Linked DNA regions of Homo sapiens: region 2 is linked to region 1. The links are chromatin contacts, found by Hi-C or POLR2A ChIA-PET in ENCODE. All regions are on one chromosome and are shown on one strand. Each heading gives the region's core, a stretch centred on a gene start or an enhancer-like site at or near the end of the contact. The rest is flanking DNA. Distances are from core to core; before and after follow the strand shown.

What was found. A loop is a pair of places that touch in the nucleus more often than their neighbours do. ChIA-PET counts read pairs that join two places held with the same protein, here RNA polymerase II (POLR2A). Pooled maps may share reads with other maps.
Region 2: a map of esophagus muscularis mucosa shows a loop between it and region 1 (12-fold over the local background). The contact joins two enhancer-like sites. A Hi-C loop is called at or near these places in 4 of 168 maps with a recorded cell type or tissue (Caco-2, HCT116, esophagus muscularis mucosa and 1 more) and 1 of 50 pooled maps. POLR2A ChIA-PET finds 5 or more read pairs at or near these places in 2 of 52 experiments (AG04449 and activated T-cell).

Annotation. Positions count from the first base shown.
Region 1 is chr18:22,483,881-22,491,226 of GRCh38, reverse strand. No RefSeq gene overlaps it. Among named protein-coding and RNA genes, the nearest start is that of CTAGE1, 70 kb to the right of the region's middle. Within about 2 kb of position 2,511, at least 6 of the 41 ENCODE cell types and tissues checked have a DNase peak (open chromatin) inside an H3K27ac peak, as active enhancers do.
Region 2 is chr18:22,432,858-22,440,203 of GRCh38, reverse strand. No RefSeq gene overlaps it. Among named protein-coding and RNA genes, the nearest start is that of CTAGE1, 19 kb to the right of the region's middle. Within about 2 kb of position 4,868, at least 2 of the 41 ENCODE cell types and tissues checked have a DNase peak (open chromatin) inside an H3K27ac peak, as active enhancers do.

The DNA.
Region 1 (7,346 bases), core at 1,262-3,761:
TATATTAGAATGAATAAGCCTAGAGCTCTAATGTACAGGAGGACTGTAATTAATAAAATTTTATGCATTTAGGAGTCCTGTTAAATGAGTAGATTTTAGCTGCTCTTACCAAACAAAGGGGCAGGGCAATGGGGATAACTCTGTGAGATGCTGAATATATTTGTTTTATTATAGTAACCTTTTTACTATCTATATGTATCCCATAACATAATGTTGTATACCTTAAATATACACATCATATTTTAAATTTTATTTTTAAAAGTAAATGCTATTGTGTATCTTTTTTAATGTAAAGATTTATTCCATATAAAAACTTTTAAAAAAATGGTTCAGGAAGAGGCAAAATGAAATGTTTTTACTTGCTCATTGGGGAAAATGTTCACGGAACTTCAGCACCACCAGCAGAGTAAGCTGACAGTAGCATACAGAAGTATGAGGGCTCCTTGGTATGACCTCGGTGCACTGAGATTTTCTGGGAAAATCTGTATCAGTAATCATAGTTGTATAGCTCCAGGGTCCAACTCTAGATTGCAAAATATTTCCCCTTTTGGACTTCAACTCAACAATAATTCAACAGTGTGACAACTCAGTAGGAAACGGACCTTGAACAAGAGTGATAGGTATCTTTAGCTTGGCCTGGGCTGCCCAGGAAGCTTAGTGGCAGATAAAGTAATCACACCCTATGGCCTTCCGCTCTCACAAAAGAATCACTTGCATTGTGCAAGCCAAGCATATTTCACACAAAACCTTGTTTCCACTTTTCCTCTAAAGTGGTCTTTGGCAGTTTTTTCAGTTCCTAACATTCTGTTTTGGTCACAAACAAACCTCTGCTGTGCACTTTATGGGTGTGCTGAACCACTGAGTATTAGAGCTGAAATCGGCCTCAGAGATCATCAAATCCAATCCTGTCATTTCATAGCAAAGGAGTCAGAGGTAGAGGGAGAGGAGATGACTTGTCCAAAGTCACACAGTGAGAGAAAAGCAGAACCAGGTCAGGAGCTGAGCTGCTGTCCTGATGTGAAGCACTTTTTCATGACTCTATGCCACTTCTGAATTAGCCACAACACCATGAGGGGAGATGTCTTCCATATGGCTCAGGGGTGTGGTATTTGCCGTCAGACAATAGTTATTTATTGAGCACCCACAACATGCTAGGGAAACCCTTCAATAGGCTTACAGTCTGGAGGGGAAGACATACATTAAACAAAGAATCTTAAATGAGTAAGTGCATTAGTGTTGCCAACCATTCAGTGAAGAATGCATTAGTGTTGCCATGGGAATGTTATCTCCAGGGCTGATTGGGGCTATGTCCAGGGCCAAATCTGATTGGTTGATCCTGTGAGTTAGTAGTTAAATATTAATATGTTGGCTCACCCTAGGTTATGGGCCAAAGATTGTTTACATAATGCACGGGTTACTTCACCCATCTGATTCTGCTCCTCTTGGTTTCTTCTTCCTGATGATTCTACCTCCAGGAAGACAGGTAATGCAAAAGAACTAGAGTTCCTACAAACAGTCTTGTTCTCGCTCAGAACTGCTTTGACAGCTGGAGTAGTGAAGTCAACATTTGAATTATCTGTGAGTCCCATGTATTTGTGCTCTCCTCAGGATGGAGCAGGCTGGATTTTTTAACCTGATATCCCATTTACACAGGTCTTACACTCCTTACATTGATATCAAAACTAAAACAGTGACTTCAAAATTGAACACAAACCTGAATTTTGAATATTAATCACTCCTCGTCTCCAACACTCTCTTCCATCCCTACTAACATTTTTGCAAGCCATTCCTAATTCAACTGCTCTTCCAAATGCAGTCAGCACCGAGGAAGAAGTCCTCTCATGAATCTTTTTGGAAAAGGAGCTCTCATGCCCAAATTCCTTATAATTCCAGGAGCATGTCAAGAAGAAATTGTTAAAGAAAATTTCTACACAGTGGACTTCCCATTGGAGAATGAATCACAGGACATTTTTCTAAATCAAGAATGTTTGAATTTGGGGTGTGGGTCACACCTGGAGAAGCCCTCCTCTTCGTCTCTTCCTGGTTTACTTTCTATCCTGGGAATTTCCCCTTCCTCTTTCTTTTCCATCTAGTTTGTGAGGTTTCCCTGAACCCCTTCCTTATTTCCCCTTTGTCCCCAAGTTCATTCACATTATTCTCTTCTTCTGCAATGACTCCCTCCTGGCCTTTGCTGGCTTTCCCTGCATCTTCATGGGTGGCCTTGTCCCCCTCCTCCCACTTCCCAGTCTTCTCCCTTCCTCCCCTATCCCCAAACATGAGAGCTGCACAAAAGCTGGAACTATGCAGCAAAGGGGGAAAGAGCAAGGCTTCCTCTCCCAGCATTTCCTTCCCCTGGCCAGCAAGTGCCTCAGGGATAGGGCGCTGGCTTGCCTGGCAGAGGACAACGTGTCCAAAGCAGGTTGGCTGTGAATCAGTCTTCAGCTTGGGTCAGTGCTTTCTCTCTGTTGAGAAATTGGGCCAAGTTTGGCCAAAGGCCCATTCGAAGTCCAGTTCTGGAATACGTGTCTATTCCTCATCTCCGTCTACTTTCCCCAGAGATCCCAAGAGGCCAGACAAGCTGTTCCCACACCAGGCTCTCATCAGGGTGGCTTGACATCACTTTTCCTCTCCAGGAAAATAATTACAGTTGAACTTTCCTTTAAGAAAATCCAATGTAGATTTAGAATTAGAGAATAATGTCTCTTTTTACAAAAAGTTTTACCATGGGAGTGGTTTCAATAGAACATGCCTGTGTTACACCGAAAACATGATTCAATCTGCAAATGTTTTGAAGCTACTTTCAGGAATATATTTATTGAGTAAAGTAAGGCACACAATGCAAGCAAGTCATTGTCCAACCAGGGGGAAGACAGAGCCAGCCTTGCCAGGTCACCTTGCTTTTATCCTGACCTTCTACCTCATATTGTCTCCATCTCTTCCTGCTGTTCTTTCCTGTTCTTCCCACAGGTCTAAGGTGTGGCTACAAAATGTAACAAAAACACTTGCTGGACTGTAGCAAGGTAGGCATTAAATACATATTATTAATATTAAAATAACCTGACTTGAATCACACATCTAAAAGAGTATTGTCCTCTAAAGTAATCATGCTTAAATTTATTGCAATGATGCTGTTATTACTTAAAACCCCATTCTGGAATGTATTTACTTGAATTACTTTGGAATTATATCCAGATCCAGTTTATGAGCCAGACAAAAAATTATAGAGAGGCCTTAGGAATCATCTGGGGCATCCTTAATTTTATAAATGAAGAAAGTGAGCCCACAGAGTTTGTGTATTTGTTTTTCTCCAACACCAAGAAGTTGTTACTCACTGGGGATGGTGGCTCATGCCTGTAATCCCCACATTTGGGGAGGCTGAGGTGAGAGGATCCCTTCAGGCCATGAGTTTTAGACCAGCCTGGGCAATATAGCAAGATGTCATCTCTACAATTTTTTTTAAATTAGCCTGGCATAGTAGTACACACTTGTAGTCCTAGCTACTCAGAAGGCTGAGGTGGGAGGCTCATTTGACCGTAGGAGTTCAAGGTTGCAATGAGCTAGGATTGCACCACTGCAGTCTAGCCTGGGTGACAGAGTGAGACCCTGCTTAACAAAAAAAAAAAAAAAAAAAAAAAGAAAGAGAAAGAAGAGAAAGAAAGAAAGAAAAGTTGTTAGCTTATTTTTGTTGTAGAATAAACCAAAAAGTGACAGCATTGTTCATTAATCTTTGATTAATAAACCAAATGCCTTTATTAAGCCTGAAAACATTATAAAACCTACTACTTATTAAACATGTCACCATGTGACAAACCTGTGCCAATCACTTATCACAACAAAAAAGAACACACACCCATGATATGAGAATGTCCAATTTATGGAGGAGGTAAATAAGACTTTGACATTAAAAGTGACATGCTAAGAACCACACAGTTAAGACGTGACAGTCAGTGGTAGACTTGGGCCTGGGTATCTCTGCTTTCAAAGCCTGTGAGCTTTTCACAATTCTGTGTTGCACTAAACAAACCAAGAAGCTGTTGTTTGCAGAATGAGAAACTGTCAGACATTGTTATTATTGTGAAAACTAAGAGAGCTTGCAACTTTAAACAAAGTGTTGCTCACAAATCACACACATAACCACTCTTACATACATAGTTTACAAGAGATAGTCGACTGCTAGAGCTGGAGAGAAGATTGAAAAGAATCTAGATCAAGCATTATTTTGTAAGGAAAGAGACTGGAGTCTAGAGAGTCTCAGACCTTGTCCTGAGTCTCATCAGTAGCAAGTTCTAGGGCCAAGACTGATGTCTTCCATCTGACAGCCAAAGCTTTCTCCATCATGCCAGTTGAGGACTCTCACAGGCACACCCTTGAGCTCTGGGGCAACAACCCAAAGTTGTCACCCAACTCAGTCACATCTTAACTCCTTCTCAATAAATCATTCTCATGTGTTGAAAAAAGTGTCTTTAAGACAACATATTCAAATATTGCCTAACTTCTAAAACTGATAGTTTCTATGTCTTCCCATTGACAACTGGAGCAGAAGCCAACTCATTCAGATTAACTGTCATTCTGGAAAACTAATTATAGACATTTACAAAGAAAATCACATGAAAAAAAACAAAAGGAGAACATAAACAGTATTGGAATCCCATTTCTGTAGCCATCTTCTTTCATGAATTAGGGCCCCAAAGCAGGGAGCAGTTTACTGGCTTACCCAAGTCAAAGCAGTTAGTTGAGGGCAGATCCCAGAAGGTAACTGATTATCCTTTCCGACTGACAGCTCACTGCTTTCCACAATGCTGTCAAGTTCCTTCTCATGCCTTATGTTTCTGAGTGAAAAGGGTCTTTGCCTGCCATGACTGAGATGCCTCATAACTGCTGTGAAAAATCAAGTCCACTCTAGAAAAGCAAAACATTGCCACTATATTGGAGCTTCTTATAAGATTTTGCCTCTTTTGGGGTGTGAGCACAGCAGGAGAAACATGGCCACACAGACGAAAGCCACATTTTAGGGACAGGCATTATACACTGTCACGACTCACACTGTGTATAAAGTGAATTTGGATGGCTCAGAGAGAGATCAGATTTCATCCCCCAGGGTTTGCTATGGAATTTCTCTTCTGGAAGCTAGAATGGATAGTCTGGAAGCTAGAATGGATAGAATTGATATGCTGTTCGTTGAGGCTTGGCTCTGCATGCAGCCTGAGCAAGCCACCATGAGAGTAAACAATAAAGAAGAGAACGAACCTTGTGTTCCTTCAAGGGCACAGAGTAACTTGCTCATGTTGCATCATCTCCTCTTCCAGTGGATAGTCAACTCTTTAAGAGCCGAGACCATGTCTGAGTCATCTGTGTGCCCATCACCTAGCACAGAACGTGTGGATGCTTACACTAAATATTCACTGAATGAATAAGTAGGTGAATTTCACCTATGAGATAAAACAAGTAGATAGCAACATAAAGGGCTTCAAGTCTTTGCTCTAAAGATAATGCAGATAGCAAGTGCTGTTGGAGGTCAGAAGAAAAGTGGGCTACAAGGCCTCTTGGAAGTGTAGGACCTCAACTGGGCCCAGAAAGATGACTCAAGTTTGGTCAGTGCTAGAAGCTAAGGTGGCTATACTCCAAGCAGAAAAAAATAATGGAAGTGAATGAGCATCAGTGGAAACTAATGGAGTGGTAGGCAAAGCTTGGGTATCTCCACCTGGCTGTCCTAGACAGTTTCCTTCAAATCAGCATGCCCAAAAATGGAGGTCTCATATTTCCTCCCAAACTACTCCCTGCCCCAGTTGGAAAACCTACAGCCTAGGCTTGAAACCTGGAAGTCACTTTTCTTTCCATCACAACTAATCCAGCATTAATTTGAGATGTATCTGCCTTATAAATATTTCTTGGTTCCATTTCCTTCTCCCCACATGAATACCCGTGGTCCTAGCCCAGGGTGGCATTGCCTGTCCCATTGCCACTGTTTCTAACTGGTCTCCCTGCCCAAATCACCTACACAATAGGTGATTTCTCATTCCAAAAATGTGATAAAAATTACTATACCATAAGAGAGCACTGTAGAAATATATGCATATAAATGTTCTCTCTATATTTGTAAATGTGGATAGATATATATGCATATGTGTGTATGTAGATATATGTATAGCTATGGTCTGTATTGCTTAAACTATATGTGTATATATACACACTTATGCATATATACACATAATTATACACACACATATATATAGCTGTAGATACACACATACACATACATGAAGGGGGAGTGTATATGTCAGGAAGTCAGGAGAAAGAGAAAATAAGGATAGAATAAGAAAAGGCCAGATAAAAATGTAGGACACAAATATGTGTGACGTAAAGTGCGACATGGTGGCAAAGGAACCTCTCACTTATGCTCTAATTTCCTAGTGGACAATAAAAAGAAGATGAGTTGAGTTACCTAGTTTTCATTGCCAATAAGATTTTTAAAACTCACACTCTCTGATAAAGTAGAAGCAGAACATTTTTTAGCAATAAGATATGAGAAAAATGTGTCTCTTGAGATCCCTTAATGGAGGCATTGTCTGATGTAATGGACAAGACCTCAATAACATCCCTAAAGCAAATATGACAGCAAATGTATGAAAAATGCTATCTCTTAACTCAAGCTTAATACATAACAGTAAAATACAATTCAAAATACAATTTCAAAATAGATTTAAGCAATTCAGACCAATTCTGCTGCTCTCCTGTGGTCTCTCTTGATCTGAGGTCAGGGGCTGTAGATTATATGATTGTATGATTGGCATGTGCTTTAGGAAATATTTTGTAAATATTTGTTTGTATAATTGACTTCCTGTTAAAAGTTGGCCTTATGCTAAAAGACAATGAAAAACAAAAACCTTTATTCCATATCACCTAAGGTATTTTTTTAATTCTCAGGAAAAATAAGACCAGGAAAAAATTACCCCACAATGTTAACAGTGGGACTCTGGGTGGTGGGTGTGTATATTAACTTTTTTTCTTATTGCTATTCATACTTTTCTGAACATTTGAGTAGAATTACTTTGGCTTCTGTGTTGAGAATAGACTGGGGTGGGGAGAGCAGCAGGAAGGAGACCAGGCAGGAAGCTTCTTATTGGCTACATTTTCAGAAAAATGGGAAATGTATATAGTATTTATTTTTATATAAAAACTTTTTTAAAGTACCATAGACCTTGTAACTTCAACTATTTTTAAATATGAACATAAAAAGGACTGGAGGAATATATCCCAAAATGTTGCTAGTAATGGTCTCCATTTGATAAGTTGATGTATAATTTTTTCTTATCGATTATGCCTTTGTATATTTTCCAACGTTTCTA
Region 2 (7,346 bases), core at 3,619-6,118, 53 kb after region 1:
ATGAATTCCAGGAGTTTGTCTCTCTGTTAGGAGTCACATATGACCAACATAGTTCCTCTCAAAATGATATAATCCAGCTTCATTCTTTGGACCCAATATTTGGCCCATAGGAAATTTACACGTTCTTTCCCCTTCCCAACTGAGGAAGTCAAGCTTTTCTAATCAACTTCTTCCCTTGGCTTTGTTATCTTGGAGCTCCTGGCCAGTCATAGCCTCTTACCTTTACTCTTTTCAGGGATCAATCAGATACCAGGCCTGTCTCTCTCTAACCAGGGGACCCATGTCAAGCTTTTCAAATAGTACTCTTAAAACCCTACTTCAAAGACTCTCTCTTTTTCTTCCATGGGTGAAATACATGGCCCATTAGCCATTCTTTAAAAAGAAAAGAAAAGAAAAAAAAAACCTCAACACAGACCTCTTTAATTACAATGAATTCTTTGTCTTCTCTTTTATATCCTAGAGGGGAGTGATGGGCCAATTCTGGCAGAGGGTTTCACAATTTCTTAGCCTGTCCTGCATGGACAGTCTAGTGCCACCCAAGAGGTGCAGGATGGGGAGATATTAAACAACTCTTGTATTTGTTCTCAGATTTGGGGGACATAGCTGAAACTCTGAGTCAACAGGAAAGTCCCATCTTAACATAGTATTATACATATGTCATGAGCTCCTACTGGTAGCTCTTCAGTACATTATAATTTAAGTTATGTACCTTGGCAAAATAAATTTGGAAAACACTCTATTGTTTTGCTTTTAAATATGATGTAAGCTACTGGGTTGAGATAATTTTTTAATCATTTTGAGAGACTATTCTATATGTAATTTGTTTAACTTCTATCAGAAATGGATGATGAATTTTGTTAAATGTCTTTTAACATTTATTAAGGTGAACATAAAGTTTCTCTCTTTTGGCCTATTGATGGAATCAATGACATTTCTAGATTTTCTAGTATTAAGTCATTCATGGTTTTCTAGAGCATTAATCCTTTAACGTGATGCTAGATTAGATTTGCTAGTGTTTTTTAAAAATGTTTTGTATCTGTAGTCATAAGCAGGCTTGGCCAAAAATGTTTTGTGCCATCTTTGTCAGGTTTCACTATATGCTAGCTTTTTAAAGAAAATGTAAGGAATTCCATATTTTATTTAAATTATAGCTCTCTTTACAATTTTTTAGTTGAAGTCATATATGTATAGAAAAGTATATATATCAACTAATTTTCACAAAGTAAACACAGCTGAGTAACAAGTATCTCCAACACTCCCTCTTTTACTACCTATCCCCCAGAAGGGTAACCACTACTCTTATTTTTAACAGCATAGGCTAATTTTATCTGTTTTTATATTTTATCTGAAGGGACTCATACATATGTATTTTTCTGTGGTTTTCTTTAACTCAATATTATGTTTGTGAGATTCAGTCTTATTATTGTGTGTGACTGTATATAACTCATTCTGTTCAAAATATAATATTCTGTTGTGTGAATATACCAAAAATTACTTCTTAATTCTGCTACTGATGGCATTTGGGTTGTTTTCAGTTTGAGGCTATTACAAATGCTGTTTTTGGCCGGGCGCGGTGGCTCACGCCTGTAATCCCAGCACTTTGGGAGGCAGAGGCGGGCGGATCATGAGGTCAGGAGATCGAGACCATCCTGGCTAACACAGTGAAACCCCGCCTCTACTAAAAATACAAAAAATTAGCCGGGCGTGGTGGCGGGCGCCTGTAGTCCCAGCTACTCGGGAGGCTGAGGCAGCAGAATGGCGTGAACCCTGGAGGCGGAGCTTGCAGTGAGCCGAGATCGCGCCACTGCACTCCAGCCTGGGCGACAGAGCGAGACTCCGTCTCAAAAAAAAAAAAACAAAACAACAACAACAACAAAAAAAAACCAAATGCTGTTTTTATGAACATTCTAGTACATGTTGTTTCTTTAAATATATGCACATATCTCTGTTGGGTATATACTTAGGAGTAGAATTGCTCTTAACTAATGCATATTGGTTGTTGGTCATTTTCTGATTGTTTTGTGGAAGTCTTGTGTATATTTAGGATGCAAAGTAAAAGGATGAAAAAGATATATCATAATATATCATACAATCAGTAACCATAAGAAGCTAGAGTGGCTATGCTGATATTGGAGAAGACAGACTTTAAAACAAAAATTTTCACTAGGGACAAATAAGAACATTTTACAACACTTAAAGGGTCAATTCATCAGGAAGATGTGACAATTTTAAACATACGTGCACCTAACAACAGAGCCCCCAGATATACAAAGCAAATATAGACAGAATGGATAGAAGGAAAAATAGATAATTCACAAGTAATAATTGGAGACTTATACACCCCACTTTCAGAAATAGATAGAAAAACTAGAAAGAAGATCAACAAAGAATAGATGACTTTGATATAGGAGTGAACCTTCATGACTTGAGGTTAGGCAAAACCTTCTTAATTAAGACACTAAAACCACAAGTGACAAAAAAAGGCAAATTAAGTTTCATAAAAATTTAAAACTTTATTGTTTCAAAGAAGATCATCAAGAAAGTGAAAAGATAACCCGCACAATGAGAGAAAATATTTGCAAATCGTATATCTGAAAAAGGGCTTGTATTTAGAATATATAAAGAACACCTACAACTCAATAATAAAAAGAAAAAATAACCCAGTTGAAAAATGGGCAATGAATCTGAGCAGACATCCCTTCAAAGGTGATATACAAATGGCCATTAAATACGTGAAAAGACACTCAACATTCTTAGTCATAAGAGAAATGCAAATCAAAACCACAATGAAATAACACTTCATATCCACAGAAATGGCTATAATTAAATAAAAATATAAATAATAGCAAATGTTGACAAGGATGTAGAGAAATTAGAGCCCTTGTATATGGCTAATGATAATGAAAATAGTGCAGCCACTTTGGAAAACAGTCTGGCAGTTCCTCAAAGTGTTAAACATATAATTACCATGTAACCCAGCAATTCTACTCCTAAATACACATGTAAGAAAAATGAAAACACACATGTACATAAAAACATAAGTTTTATGTACATTGTTCATAACAGCACACAACCAAAATGGCAATCAACTGATGAATGGATAATTTGTTGTATATCTATGCAATGAAATGTTGTTCAGCAATAACACAGAATGAAATACTGATACATGCTACATCATCAATGAACAAAACCTTATGTCCAGTGAAAGAAGCCAGTCACAACTGACCACATATTGTATAATCTCATTTACAGGCAATGTCCAGATTATGCAAATCCGTAGGACAGAAAGTAGATTCATGGTTGCCTGGGTTTGGGAAGTTTGAGGAGGGGAAGATGGAGAATGATTGCTAATTGCAAGATTTCTCTTATGGGTAATGAAATATTCTAAGCTTGATTTTGATAATGGTTGTACAACTCTGAATACACTAAACACCATTGAATTGTACACTTTAAATGTGTGAATTGTATGATATGTGGATTATAACCCTTTAAAGCTGCTAAAAAAGAACAATTTTGATCTTAAGCCATTCAAGCTTACATTCTTTAAAGGATTATTATTCTTTTATATTTCCCACAGTGCTCAGAATACACTGCTAAGTGGTTAATAAATGCTACTGAATTGAGTAAAACGTTTAGTGAAACTGGACTGACTGATTCAACAGGGTGCTTTTAGATTTCTCCTGTGCACAGAGAATTAGACCATCCCATGGGCTTGCTATGATGAAGAACAGAACCCTTCCCTGGGATAGATGAAAAGGAGAATCACCCCAAACAACAAGACAACCAAGCTACGAGCAGGCACGCTCCTATCTGCATGACTGATAAAGACCATCTGATGCCGCCAGTTACTCAGTGAGGCCATTCTCTAGGCAAAGTCACAATATTTATTTTAACACCAGTGACTATTGAGTGTGTGTGTATATCTATGTAGTGATAAAACACTGCTGTAATATGTACACAGGATCTGAACAAGATCAATTCATCAGGACCATCATGCAGTCTACATATGAGAGAGGTTGTTTATGTAGTGGGTTGATAGAATACCGTGATACAAGCCACAGAAAAGCACTGTCTGATGTTCATAATGCATGCTATGTATTTCACAATATGGGCATTATGTAAATAATTAATAGCATGGACTAGAGATAGCATTGATAGGAAGGAGAGAGACAGCATGCAAGAAAGTCTGCTCAAATACGCTAATGAGTAGGATAGAAATATTTCACCAAGCACATCACACATTTTAGGGACTCTTGTTATCAAGCATTGTCTTGTGGGATGGCTGATTTTTCTTCTCAATGACTGCCAGTCCTACAGATACAATTTTGAAGTATTTTATTTGTAAATTTAAAAAGCTGTTTCCACTGTCTATGTGTATGAAAGTCAATGTGGAAAGAAATTGCCCCATGAAATAGGACAATAAAATGCAACTATTTGAACTGCTTAGATGCCAGTCTTTTTCTCAGAAATGTTCTATTCAGGAATACAGTAAGCTTAATTGGCAAGATATTGACTAGCCTATATGTAATTTATCTTTCAACCATTACTCAGTGTTTCCCCAAGTACCCTGTTGTCTACCTAGAGAGGAGCACTGTACTGATGAGCTGGAGCTCAGGTCCCCAAGGATGTCTCCTTTTCCTAATACATATATATTAATTCCCATTAACCTCATTTAGAGTAAGGAGTAATGTGGGCATGAAGAGGAGGCCAGACAGCCAGATGGCTGTGAGTGTCTGTTACGGTATATGAGTAACTCTTCCCACTATTCAGCCTTTATTTAACCAATGAATTCACATGATGAGTAACTCATTTTTGAGGACTGGTTTGCTTTCCTCCAGGATAACTGACAAAGACATGAACTCTCTCATACCCTTTCCTAGAGCTAGAAGTTACGAAAGCTGTGAAAGACACTGAAAAAAGGTAACTCTCCAAGTGAAGGCAGCCATTTACAGAGGGAAAGTGCACCGGAGGAGCATTTGTGAAAGTGCAGTCACCAGCAATAGCCCAGTGAGCTTCCCTCCCAAAACGGAGAGGCCAATGAATCATGGCTGCTCCCTGTCCATCAACACCCCGCCTCACCCCCACCCACTTAGACCTTGGTGGAAATGGCAAGAAAACCAAACAGCTATTTATACATTTCTTTTTGAAGTCCTAAAACTCAGTGGTGGCATCAATTGACTTCTCTCTTCAACTCTCAACCCTTAAGGAATAAAAAAGAGGAATCAGCTGATGGCCATCTCTGAGGCTGACCCAGAGAGTTAAGGAGACTGCTGGCCTCACCTCCTCTGTCTTTAGGTGTTCAGGGAACACAGCTCTAGGGCTTCAGGATTTGCAGTGATTATTTAGGTCCTCTGATTAGAGGCAGGGTTGGAGTCTCTTCAGTAAAATCATCGTGTCCGGCTTCTAGAAAAATTATTATTGCAACCCTTTGAACAAGAAAAAAAACCCCTCTATTTTTAATTTAAACAATAAAGCAAAGAACTTGAAAGTATATCTCAGAGTGGTGTTAAGAAGCCAAGAAGTGTTAAGAAGTGGTGGTGGTGTTAAGAAGCCAAGAAGATGGTGGCCGACTGGGTCAAACGGCACTGTGAGCACAAGGCAGATGCAGGTGGAAAAGTGTGTTTTGTGATCCTGTTGGTATGAATGATTTCTCTCCCAGAAGAGTAGCTTGGTGGATCCATCTTAGGCTGGGGGTTTCCAGGCAAGTACAATGGAGGGAGAGAAACAAGAGAGCTTTGAGGGTGCTTGTGAAGATGGAGCCAACCATTAATTAAGCCATGAATTAATTAAGCCATGAAAGGAAGGATGAGAGAACATGGGGACCTGATGAGTAATAAGAAAATTAGGGAGTTAGTGAAGTGGCCGTCGTGGGTTCATTTAAACCTCAAAATAACCCCACAGTGTTACCGGGGATTAAAGAGATTAACTTGCCCAAGGTCACAAAGCTAATAAAAAGCAGATTGCAGATTTCAACTTGCTTTGTCTGACATGAAATCTAGTGTGTGAGGCACCACTATACATATCCACAGACACTGTAACTTCCCTTCCGCCTCTGGGTAATGTGCCAATTCCAGTCTACCGTAACTGAAACCAGCAGGGGAGAGTTCCAAGTGTGGACTAGGCCGAACTGATCCAACTACAAGACAATCTCCCTTTGGGGTGTCCCGATCCCACTGTGAGGTATGATCCTCTCACCCAGAGCATGTCTACAGAGCATCAAGTAACAGGATGGCTGAGAAAGTCCACATTTTATATGAAGCTTTTCTGTTTTAAAAATCTTTCAGCACTGTGTGTGCATACAATCATTTTTAATTATAGTTTTTAGCTCCTAAAAACTATAATGCATATATATGCTTTGGGATTATAGCCATCTGTTCTAAGTCTCACAATATATTCCAGATATAAAAAATAAAACATAAAACAAAATTTGAAGAAGTCAAGCCAGAGTTTGTAGTTGCATAAAAAGTCTCTTACTTGCTTGATGAATGATAGTGACTTATGGAATTATTTAACATCTTCATCCAGGTGTTTTTTTTTTTCCCATTAATAATAGTATAGCAGCTCAGATAGTTTACCAATCTAAGATCATTTTAATGGTGATGTGTTACTTTTCTCTTGCTTTGGATATTTAAAGCAAGATTTGCAAAGTTGTTTGTTCGTTTGTTTTTGCAGTTCCGTACTTTTTAGTCTTTGGGATGCCCCTCATGAGCAAAGTGTTAAAGGAGAACCCTGTTTCTCTATGTAATTGTAAATGCATAAGCTTGTAGCATCTCAGACTTAGAACCACATTGGAAATCTGGTCGGCGTCCCACGGGGTACAGGAAGCCTCCAGGAGGGGTCCCTGACAGCAGTTACCAGATTCTTCTTAGCCACTTCTGACAACAAACTGCGGAGGCTTAGCCCATCTTTTAACTGCTCTGATTACAGCTCCCAGGGAGGAGACAAACCTTTAAGAGGTCTTCCTAAACCTAAGTGTCCCCCTTGCAGGTCACTTCAGGATATAACTGAATCCAAATTATTAACTAAAGATGTAACGTGTTTTCTCTACTCCCAACCGCTCTCCAAGAAATGTCTTGACTTGCAGCTGCTACCAGAAAGAAAAAGCGAGAACGCCGGTGGCGCCTTCTCACGGACTCTATCAGAGCATGGATAGATTGTGTGCCCTGGGGGGCTGATGTGGACAGGAACACCAGGTTCTCCCTCGTTTGTTCTTTATCTGTACTTACTGCACGTTTTTCTGCCATGGACTTTTTATTATTCTAAATTGTGAGTGAGATAATAGTTGGTTTCTCAAAGTGCAAAGGCTAAACCTACTGATAAACTTCAGCCGCTACCAAAGGATAAAC